Regions from separate parts of the Homo sapiens genome. Here region 2 is linked to region 1. The links are chromatin contacts, found by Hi-C or POLR2A ChIA-PET in ENCODE. All regions are on one chromosome and are shown on one strand. The core of a region is the stretch at or near the end of the contact, and the rest is flanking DNA. Distances in the headings are between cores, read along the strand shown.

Region 1 (5,570 bases), core at 1,651-4,150:
TATAATCCAAGGGCAAGCTTTTATCATTTTTAAGTGGTAAAGCATAGAAGGTGTCTCAAGCCCCTCTTTCTTGACCTTCCATCTCCCTAATTTTATTTGCATTCTCCTCAGCTTGTTCTATACTCTTCCATACTATTCAGCATCTCTGTTCAGCATTCTCTTCTATCAGTTGATTCCACTCCTTCTCATAGCCCTCCACCCTTCTGTTACTTTCTGGGTCCTGCAAATTTCTGCCTCAATTTTTGGTAGGATTTGTTTTTAGGTTCTTAGACAATATACCTTGGGAATTAATTAAATTTTATGATTTTATTTTATCTCTTTTGTTGGCTTATTAGTTATAACTCTTTGTTTTGTTAGTTTAGTGATTTCTTTAGGGTTTACAAAATTTATCTTTAACTTAATCACAGTCTACATTCAAATGACACTATAATGCTACTTAATGCACACTTAATGAATGGTATAAGAACCTTACAACGATATGCTTCCAATTGTCTCCTCCCAGACTTTATGATATGGTTATACATTTTATACACTTCTAAACACACATGTATGTTATAAATCCCATACTACGTTGTTATGCTTTTTGTTTAAATTGTTATATTTTATAGAGATTTAAATAATAAGAAAAAATCTTACATATTTACCCATGTAGTTACCATTTCTGAAGCTCTTTATTCTTTTGTATACATCCGTATTTCCATGTTGTATAATTTTCCTTAACATTTCTTATAGTGTGGATATGCTGATGATAAATTCTTTTAGCTTTTTTGTTTGTAAAAAAGTGTTTATTTAGCCCTTGTTTTTGAAAAATAAATTTTCTCTCTGAGTATAGAATTCTAGTTTTAATTTTTTTTCAGTAATTTAAAGTGTTTCTTCACTAGATTCTCATTTGTATTTTTTCTGATGAAAAATTTGCTGGTATCCTTTGCTTTGTTCCTCTGATTTTCTCTGTATCATTGAATTTTGAGCAATTTGATTATTATAACCCTATAGCACTTGTTGTTTTTACATTTCTTGTGCTTGGGGTCTATTGACCTTTTTGGATCTGTGGGTTCATAGTTTTTAGCAAATTTGGAAATATTGGCTATTATTTCTTCAAATATTTTTCTGTCTCTTTCCTCCTTCAGGGACTCCAATTATATTAAACTGTTTGAAGTGACCCACAGTTCACTGATGCTCTGCTGATTTCAAAAATTCTCTTTTCACTGGATGTTTCATTTTGAGTAGTTTCTATTGCTCTGTCTTCAAATTCACTGATCTTTTTTTCTGCAATGTCTGATCTGCCATTAATTCCATCCAAAGTATTTTTCATCTCACACATTGTAGCTTTCATCTTTAGAAGCTTAATTGAGAGTCTTTAAAAAATCTTCTAAGTTTCTACTTAATTTTTGATCATAAAGAATGTAGTTATAATAGCTGTGTTAATGTCCTTGTCTGCTAATTCTAATATCCCTTTGAACTCTGGATTAATTTTAATTGATTAGTTTTTATCCTTCTTATGACTTATGTTTTCCTGTTTCTTTGAATGCTTGGTAATGTTTGACTGGGTGCCAGACACTGTGAATTTTACTTTGTTGAGTGATGGATATTTTTGTATTCCTGTGAATATTCTTGAGCTGTTTTTTGGGGTACAGCTAAGTTATTTGGAAATACTCTGACCCTTTTGAGTCTTGCTTTTAAAACTTGTTAAGCAGGACTGGAGCAGTGCACAGTGGAGGTCTAACTTTTCCCCACTACTGAAGTAAATTTCTTTTGTGTACTTTATCCAATGCTTACGAATCATGAGGTTTTTTTCAGTCTGGCTAGCTGGAACAGGTACTATTCTGAGCTGTATGTAATTGCTGGACACTATTACCTCTAATCCTTTCAGGTGATTCCTTCCCCAGCCTCACGTGGTTTCTTCACATGTTTGCACTGATCATTATTCAGCTGAATACTCGAAGGGGACTCTCTTGAGATGTTCAGTGTGCTCTCTGCATGCTGGTCTCTCCTCCCCAGTATTCTGTCCTACAAATTCTAGCTGCCTTGGTCTCTCAGACTCTCAGCCCCATCTTTCAATTTAGGGAGCCCACCATACTCTGCCTGTGTTTTCCCTCCCTGAATTGCAACCTGAAATCTCTCAAGTCAGACAATCATGGTGCTCATCTTGTTTGCTTCTCAGTTCTCAGGGATCCTTTACTGCCTGCTGTTTGGTGTTCGTTATTTCATATATTGTGTCCATATTTTTGTTTTGTTTTTATGTAGGAGAGTAAATCTGATCTCTGTTATTCCATCTTGGCTAGAATCAGAAGTGCAGATCTAATTTTAAAAGATTTCCAAGGGGCAGTTATCATGGCGTATAAATGGCTAAGAACTGTCTCAGATAAAGATTTGAAGGAGCTCTTAGCAGCATTTGTTGGGAGAGGCAACTAATGGTTATTCCAAACCCTTCTCCTAAAGAACTTTGTTTTCCCATATAAGCCATCTCTCTTTTGTGTTTGTTCTGAGCTGGGCTTGGATGAAAGTGATGCCCCAGCTGAGTTGCTGCTTTATTTATAAATGGCAAATTACTGCAGATTTATAGAAATGCACTCTATGAACCACCTTGGGGATTTAAAGGGAATGATAAGATCCAAAGACCATCAGCTGACTTCAATCAGCAAAGCTCTGAGCCATCTCTGGTGTATTGAACTATAAGAGTTGGAAATCCGTAGGCTTCTGAGCCAAAATGAGATTCACATTCAATGTAAATAAGAAATAGTCTGTGATTCTGCAGTTTTGTTTCCTGACCCAGCATGTCCTGCAAAAATAGAAATGTCAGTGCCTGGCAGTGGTGGTGCATGCCATCTGAGATTGCGACCTGAAAGACCAGGAAGGCGCTGGCTTTACAGCCAGCTGGCAGGCTGCCATTGCCAATGGGAAAATCATTCCTGTGTGATAAGACAGCGACAAATGCTTTCCCTGTGGCTGCGATTAAAGCGGGCTCTGCATTATGACAACAGTGCTTCAAGCTTTGCATAGCAGTCATTTTTGCTAAATATTCATACGCTTATTTATACTCTCCCAGGCCTTGCCTGAAATCAGGGAGTTTAGAATTTCAGGCACAAACTATTTCCCTTTTTGGGAAGAAAGATTAGTGGACACAGGCATGGAGGAGTTGAGAAAGGGGTGGGAAAAGGGAAAGACGATTTTGTAATCAGTCTTTAGAACCGTGTATTTCTCTGGATGCTTAGTAGAAGGGAGTTACTAATTGTGTAGGGTGTGTATCCGTGTAAGCTTCAATCCTGGGGGGCCGTATTTGTCCTAACCCAGCGACACTTAAATGTGTGTTGAATAAATAAATGAATAATCTACAAAAATGGTACGATGTCCTCTGGGGCAGAGACTAAAGGTTGTGTTTGTAACCATAGAATCTACTCAGGGTTCCCGGCTCATGGAATAAACTCAAATACATGTTTTTGGATTAGTTAATGGGTGAGAAAAGGAAGGGAGGAAAAGTAGGAGGGAGGGAAGAAGGGGGAGACGGTGAAAGGAAGAGAGGAAGGAAGAGTTTGAGAACAGACAGTTGGGCTGGCTACTTCACTTCTCCGGACCAGTGCACTTGGGTGCCAAGAAGCAGCTTTGTTTGCCTTCTCTAGCTGTTTGTTACACCTGACTTAGGGCCATAAAATCTCAGGCCTTTTTAGTGAGCCTTTTCACAGTTTGTTAGCCCTTTGTAATTTACAAAGCATCTCAGAGGTTTCCAGGAGGCACTGGCCACTAGAAAAATTCTTGTCTTTATTAACCCTAGCTCCTCTTGTACACCTCCCCCAACTAGGAAAGATGTGCATGTCTGTCATTCAGGGAGACAGAGGGGAGAAAGGGAGAGAAGGGACAGAGGGGAGGAGTAAAGGGGGAAGGAGAGAGGGATGGAAGGGGATAGAGGGAGGGAGGAAGAGAATGAAAGAGAGATGCTGGAACACAGCTGGAAGACAGCTCTCCCATGAGTCCTCCGGAAGCCCACCTGTCAGCACTTTTTTGTCTTCCACATGCCCTTCTGCATTCACGTGGAATTTTGTTCCTGCTTATGTCCATTTAAGAGCTTATGGGCTTAAGGCTTCAAGTGTTGAAATAAATACTGAGAATTTATGGCACCTTGGGCAAGACTATGGAGGAGGAATATGGACATTTCATCCTCCTTTAAGTTGCCCCCAGTGAAAGCAGTGGACAAAATTTTCTCCAGGTTCCTCCTATGTGTAACAAATTAGAAACTAGTCTGAGAATCCAGACCACTGGTCCCTGTCTCATGTGTGCCTCCAACCAGCTGTGTAAATGTGGGCAAGTCTATTCTCTCTGGGTCCTGGTTTGCTCATGTGGGTAAAGGACTGGTGGTACTGTAGGATCTCTAGAGTCTTTCTTGGCTACAGCTCATCTGCAATTCTAAGGAAGGCCCTAAAGACCCCCATCCTCTTGTGATGCTTATACCCAGGAGTTCACTGTTCCCAAGGAGCTTTAGATGAAGGACACTGAGTAATCACTGTCCCCAAGCTACCCCTATTTGATTTTGTCAAGCTCAGTACTGTGGTAGAGAGAAAGATAACCTGGTAGACATTAGAGGCACCCAGATATAGAGCCATAGTCATTTGAAAGCATGAGGTTGCCTCCTGCCTTGCCTTCCCTGTCCTCCTCACTGGAGACACAAATGCCTTCACTCTGCAGCTCAGCCTTAGATAGTCCCTGGGCCAAGGCAGGGATTACCCTGGTATAGATACAAAACCTGGTGTGACTCTTGGGTAAAACAACAACGATGATGATGTATTTGATTGACTCTATACCCACAAACTTTGGAGTGCCAGAAATACCATACTTCTGTGTTTATTTAAAAGTAAATTCTATCTCAGTGTTTCCATCCTTCCAGGCAAATGGGAAATCCATCCTACTTAGTATTGAGGCTCCACACTGATAGCTATTGGATTAAATGTTCCTGGATTTTCCAATGGTAGAGCATTAGCATGCACCCTTTGTTAACTGATTGGCTGGTTATTGCTAAGCCTTTCTTTGTTCCAGTTCAAATTCTCCCCTCGCATCTGGCATCTCTGCCCCCACCACCTCCAAACATGGTATTGTACGATGAGGCTTGGAGCTTCCCTGGGGCACAATGCAGTAGTTCCCCCTATGACATACTATTCGTGGGACTCTGCCAGAGAGTGGAGAGAGGGTCCCTTCTGTTTATGGGTTCTGAAATAATCCCTTCTCTTTCCTCTTGTCCAAAGTTCATTTCTTATTCTCTCTTCCTCTCCCAGGAACATCTTTTCAATAAATTTAGGTATTAAAGTCTAGGGGAGACTTCAAGCAGTTTGTGATTTAGGCCTTCAGAAGAAGACCTTAGATACAAGAAAATAGCATGAGTTTTAGTTAGGGTATTAGGCCGAGTAACTGTGTCAAGAAACACAAACGTAAGATGACTCAAAAAGCAGCCAGTCACTGAGCCAGTGAGGCATCTCTTGCTCCATGTGGTCCTGCAGGGACACAGGGCTCCTTCCACCTTCTAGTTCTGCCATGTCCCCATCTTCATGGCCAAAGCTTTGTCACCTTTATGTCTGTGGCACAGC
Region 2 (5,570 bases), core at 2,053-4,552, 510 kb before region 1:
TTCACTGTCTTTGGATGAGCACAAGATGAATTGATTGGCTTGCATTTAGAAGTCACGATGAATGAAAGATACCTTTGAACACAACAGTCACCTTTAATGTCATGTGAAGCTCTCACTAAGAGATCCCCAGGGGACCTGGCCCATCTCCCTTCTCATATTTACTCAGGGGCATGCGTTCATGGAGTATAATGTCTGGTGGAGTCAAAGCATCGTTTTAAAGTCTCTCTTCTTCCCTCTCTTTTCTCTCTGTCTCCATCTCCACTCCCCCAGGTGCATACAGTTTGCTTGGAATAGGAAGGAACTCCACTGTGCTATAAACACCTGCCTGCTCTGTGCCAAGCCCTGGGGCGTCGAACAAGTCCTGCTCTGTCAGTATCAATTCCTGTCCTCTCCGACCTTTCTGTCGGCACTTTCTCTGGGCTCTCATCTCTGATTGTCCTTGGTGGCTCTTGCTGTTTTTTTGATTCCTAAAGTTGACTATATACCTTTCACTGTAGAACGTGTTTATTGATCAGTTAGGCCTTGGGGTAATCTGGCTTTCGCCCAGGCTCTGTTGAGAGCCATGCTATTTTAGAATTGATGATGATAGCCGCAGACTCCCCTGCTCTGCTGTGATGCTGCAGGAGATCTTCCTTCCCAGTGTCCTGGGCCTGTTCTTACTGGCCTTTTTAGAAACTAAGTCTTTTCTCTGTATTTCCATAAGTTCCTGCTTCAGGACTAGTGTTTCTCTGCTAAGCACAACTTTGGACATCCTTTCTCAGTAATCTTCCTGGAGCTATAATAAACCAAGTTGTCTGATGCTCATTGCTTTATCTAAGCTGGGAGAAGTAGGGGAATAAGGCTTTGCCTTAAGACAGCATTTGAATATTGACCCTGCCTCTAGTTGTGTCACCCAGCACAAATTCTTTAGCCTCTCTGAGCATCTCCAGAGACTCCACTGTAAAATGGAATTGCATTACCTACCTTGGAGGTTATTACAGGGAATAGAGTTAGACAAAAGGGCCAGGCAGGCACAGATCTTCAACACCTGTTAGCTGTTAACTATTACCTCATTCCGTGGGGGCAGGGGTGGGTTAGGTGAAATGTGGGACAGCTGCTTCTACTCAGAATGTTTGTAGCCATTGCTTCTCTTCCTTTGTATGGCTAGTCTGGTTTTGTTTTAGACCAAGGCAAAGTGCAGCGGTGGAGGCACACCTGGGCTCAGGTTCCCATCCTGCCACTCAGTTGATGCCACCCTTGGGTAAGTCTCTGGTCTCTCTCAGCTGCAGTTTTCTTATTTATAAAATGAGGGTAATATTTTCCAACCCCCTGATTATTGGAAGAGTAGGAGATAAGGTATGTAAAGTGGTCAGTTCAGTGCCTGCCTTGAAAATCACCACCTGATACTGGGTGTGCCGTCTCCTCTCAGATCATAAGTTCTTTGTGGGAAGGAACATGTCGGTGTCACTCCTGGCTCAGTGACTGGCATGAAGAGAGGCCTCAGCAGCTAGCAACGGATCAAACAAATAACTTGTCTCTCCCTAGTTCTCAGAAGACCCTGTTTGAAGGCTGTAACATTAAGGTCCCGTAGCAATTTAAAAGATAAACAAACCCGAAATAGGCTCCTACGGCATTAAATAGGGCAACTTTCAAATGGGTCATGATGGAAAAAACAAAAATTTCAACTGTGTTATGTAAAAGGCTCACAGGACTTGGTTCACATAAGAAAAAAGCTCTGGAAAATTGTACTTGGGATTTCAAACCGAAGGCAAATACATCTGTGGTGAAAAAATATTACACATGATTTGCTAAAATTTTTTAGACAAAAACCAGCGTTTTAAATAAAAACACTATGATCATAGCATCCCTGTAACTGTTATTCTGGGACATAGTTTCCTCTTTTCCAAAGTTTGAGGTCTGGGCTAGATCTAGGGGCCTCGCAGGCTTTGACAAGATGTTTGGATTTTTCCCAAAACACAGAGAGAAGCCACTGGAGTTTTAAGCAGGAGTAGGCTGTGATTGATTTATGTTTTTAAAAGCCTGGCCTTTTTCTCATTTCACCCTGCTACCCGATGACCGTTCTCCATCCTGCCTCCATTCTGCCTTCTGCGCTGTATGCCCCGTCGGTTTCTCTTTCCACACCATTTCTTCCCCAACCCAAGTCACTCGGGCCCACGGCAATGGCTTCTTCCTCTTTGCTCACAGCATTTGCTGGGATCTCATGCACACTCGGCCCCATGACATTGCATGCTATTATTAGCTTCTGCATATGTTAGTTAATGAATTAATTCAGCAAGCATGTGTTGAACAGCTGCTGCATGTCAGGCGCTGTGCTAAGGGCAAGGGATAGATGCAATTAGGACACGTTCCCTGCTCCCAAGTAGCCTGGAGTCTGGGAGCAGGGACAGCTATGTAAACAGTGATAAGCGTGGCAAGGTTTTTATGGGATCTGAGATAAGAGACCTCTAACCAAAGGGGGAGACAGAGAGGGTAGGGTGGGGAGGGTTAGGGGAGACTTCCGGATGAAAAGAGGTTGGGACTGAATCTTCAAGGCTGACTAGGAGTGGCAGGGAGGGGTGGGCGCAGAGGGGTCAGGTTGAGCAAAGGCATGAGGCAGAAACAGGTGAGAAATTGCAAGCAGTTCATTGTTGATGCAGCATTTAATGAAAGGCTGAGAAGCATAGGAGATACGACTGGAAAGCAAGGGAGAACAATGCAACACAAAACAAACACAACCCAACACCCAGGATGTCACTGTTCAGATCCAAGGAATTCTGGATCTGAACTAGGGAAAAGCCCCAGCGTGGGATATAGGAGGCCAGAGCTGTTAGTCATTTATTTATTCATTGAAGTACCATCCTGGGGATACTGCAGTGAGCAAAACTGGAGGGGTCTCTGCCCTGAAGGAGCCTGAGGAAGCCCTTGGGAAAGAGCCCAGACCTAGCCTCAGGGCTTAGGAAGCCTCCCTGGAGGTGGTGTCCTCTGGTCAGTTCTGACAGTGGGCTTCATGGAGTTGAAGGGGTAGGGAGTGAGAAAGCCACCATGCAAAAGAGGTCATGGTGGCCCACCTTTCCCTTGACCCACCCCCAGCCTTCCAGGCCCAAGAAAGCAAGCCACAGATGTGGGCTGGAGACGGGGGATGGAAAGGAGGCCAGAGAGAGGCCTACAGAGCCCTCCTTCCTGACTGTTTTGCTGCCTCCCCAGTCATCTCCTGGAACATGGGCCTGTTTTGTAAACATAGCGAGTCAGCCCAAATATGTGGGGTTTGGCTCTGGCTTGGCCAACCCAGCTCACTAAGCAAATAGTGAGGGATTCTTTCCCCCATTTCTTCCTAAACTAAATCTTCTCTGGGTGCATACTTTACAGAACGCCAGCAAACTGCAGTTTGGCGTCCTTCCCAAGGAAGAAAAACATCTCCTCAGATTTTCCACATGCCCTCCCCATCCTGCGGGTCCAGTGCCAAGACTTGGCTGGGGATAGGGCTGCTGCTGCTCCGGGGAAGGGCGGCCATGGGGGAATGTGCCACCACCCCAGGGGAGAAGCATGGGCCAGAATTTCAGGAGATAGTGGGAGAGTGGGAAATAGGTGTGTAGTTGGTTGGGGGCAGGAACCTATGCAGATAGCAGCACTGCTAGGAACCATGCTGGCACCAGCAGACCCTGGAACAGCTCATTAATGTTGACAAAGCACCTTCTCATCTCATTTGATCTCCCAACAAATGCATGAGACAGGTAGAGCACATGTGATTACCCTTCCCATATAACCAATGAGTTAACAACTTGAAATTGGCTTGACCCAAGTTAGAATTCCATCTCTGCCATTATGTGACCTTGGGCAAGGCGTGAAATCTCTTGCAGCCCCCTCTCTCTATTAGGGATAATAATAGTACTTTCCCCAGTGTTGTGTTGAGGGTTAAATGAGATACTGTGAGCGAGGAGCCCGCTCCATGCCTGGCCCTAGCAGGTGCTGCCCTGGTTCTATTGTAATGGCTGGACAGGTTACCTGACTCCTCTGCGTACTGCTGGCACTGTGACCCAAGTGTTTTGACTTTCAGCACAGCCTTTTATATTGCCTCAGTCAACCCCATGCCCACCAGGCCACTCCTTACTCTGTCCCCTGTCCCTCTCACCTCCTCACTTCCCCCTCCTTCCTTCTCCCCCACACTCCCCCAGCAGAAGATATTGCAAGCTTTGAGGTTGCCCATGTGCTTTCAGCTCAGAGATCTATGCTGACAGCTGAGGGGTCTGTAAGTCCACCAGGGCAGTCCTTAAGTTCAAATTCTTGCCCTACTCTGTGGCAACAAGTGACCCTAGAAACTGCATAATGGGTGAAACTTAAGCTTCAGAACATGAGCCCCAGTTCACAGTCTGCCTGTTTCCTCTTATAGTCAAGGGCGAGCATCCAAATGCCCCTTCATTTATCATTGTCATTGCCACTCTGAAAGGTCAGAGCGCATTCCTCTCATTGCCTCCAGACACTTGGCTCTGGGCTGTGATTAGACTTGGAGGCTGAGCCTTGCATGCAGTCGGCACTTACGAATGTTTGTAGAGGAGGAGTCAGGTCCTGCCCTTGCCAGGGCCTGGAGGGTCTATGTTATGACAGCTTATGGAAAAACAGCATTTTCTCATCTTGGTCAGCTCAGTGGCTCCTTTGTCATAGACCCAGATTGTTTCCCTAATGAAAACTCAACAACTTTTATAACTGTTTCCTCTGCCCTCTTCCCTTAGAATTCTCAGGCTCATTGTTGCTTCCTTAAGGGCCTGTCTAACCATCCCATTGAAAGTGACTCCTCCTGCCCCACCCAAGGCACTATCTCATCATCATTTTTTTTTCATGCTACTTCTTACTGTCTGAAGTTATTTCTTTGCTTATTGTCTTTGTGACTACAAAGCAGACACCATGAGAGCAGGACGTTGCTTGTCGTGGTCACTGGTATCCCAGTGCCTGGCATGCATATAGCTGGAACACAATAGTTATTAATTTATGGATAAGTGAAGCAACCTGAAGACCATGGAGGTTCAAAGTCTTCATTTTGCAGACAAGGGATCTCAGACCCAGAAAGCTTAAGAAACCTAGTGTCAATTCTCTTGCGCAGAGCCCTCTGCCATGAGCTCTTTCTCCAGGATATTCTTCCTCAATTCTGAAGGGCCTCTGGAACCAACATGTAATGGTCTGCTTTTCTATTCATGAAGGAGGACGACTTTGTGTCTCTGAAGAGTTACAGTGCAAAAATGTATCTGACAGGCACCCTAATAAGCCAATGGACAGTTTGCTCATTGGGGCTGAAAATGGAAAACACACAGATGTACATAAAACACGCTGAAAAGAAATTAACATGGACCCACTTGTGGGTAAGGATTGATTGCATAATGTGATGTCATCCTGTTGGATGTCAGCTAGCCAGGGAAACCCATAACTGGGTCATGACTATTGGTGTCGGGGGAGATGTTTCCCCTCTAGATTCTGGGGGAAGAATAAGAGGGCCGTGATGAGTCATAGGGAGCAGTGGGCTGGGAGGCTTCTTCATAGAGTAATTTGAGGATTAACTATGAAGAGATGCATAAAGGGTTCAGCACGGTACCTGCCCAGTA

The links. Hi-C counts contacts between places; a loop is a spot of excess contacts on that map. ChIA-PET counts read pairs that join two places held with the same protein, here RNA polymerase II (POLR2A). Pooled maps may share reads with other maps.
Region 2: a loop to region 1 is called in a map of aorta, with 7 times the contacts of the local background. The contact joins two enhancer-like sites. A Hi-C loop is called at or near these places in 1 of 168 maps with a recorded cell type or tissue (aorta) and 4 of 50 pooled maps. POLR2A ChIA-PET finds 5 or more read pairs at or near these places in 1 of 52 experiments (PC-3).

What each region holds. Positions count from the first base shown.
Region 1 is chr10:91,075,226-91,080,795 of GRCh38, reverse strand. No RefSeq gene overlaps it. Among named protein-coding and RNA genes, the nearest start is that of LINC00502, 32 kb to the right of the region's middle. Within about 2 kb of position 2,900, at least 11 of the 41 ENCODE cell types and tissues checked have a DNase peak (open chromatin) inside an H3K27ac peak, as active enhancers do.
Region 2 is chr10:91,588,348-91,593,917 of GRCh38, reverse strand. The region is part of intron 1 of HECTD2-AS1 (HECTD2 antisense RNA 1); the gene reads left to right. Among named protein-coding and RNA genes, the nearest start is that of HECTD2-AS1, 20 kb to the left of the region's middle. RefSeq lists an enhancer at 1,952-5,186. Within about 2 kb of position 3,302, at least 23 of the 41 ENCODE cell types and tissues checked have a DNase peak (open chromatin) inside an H3K27ac peak, as active enhancers do.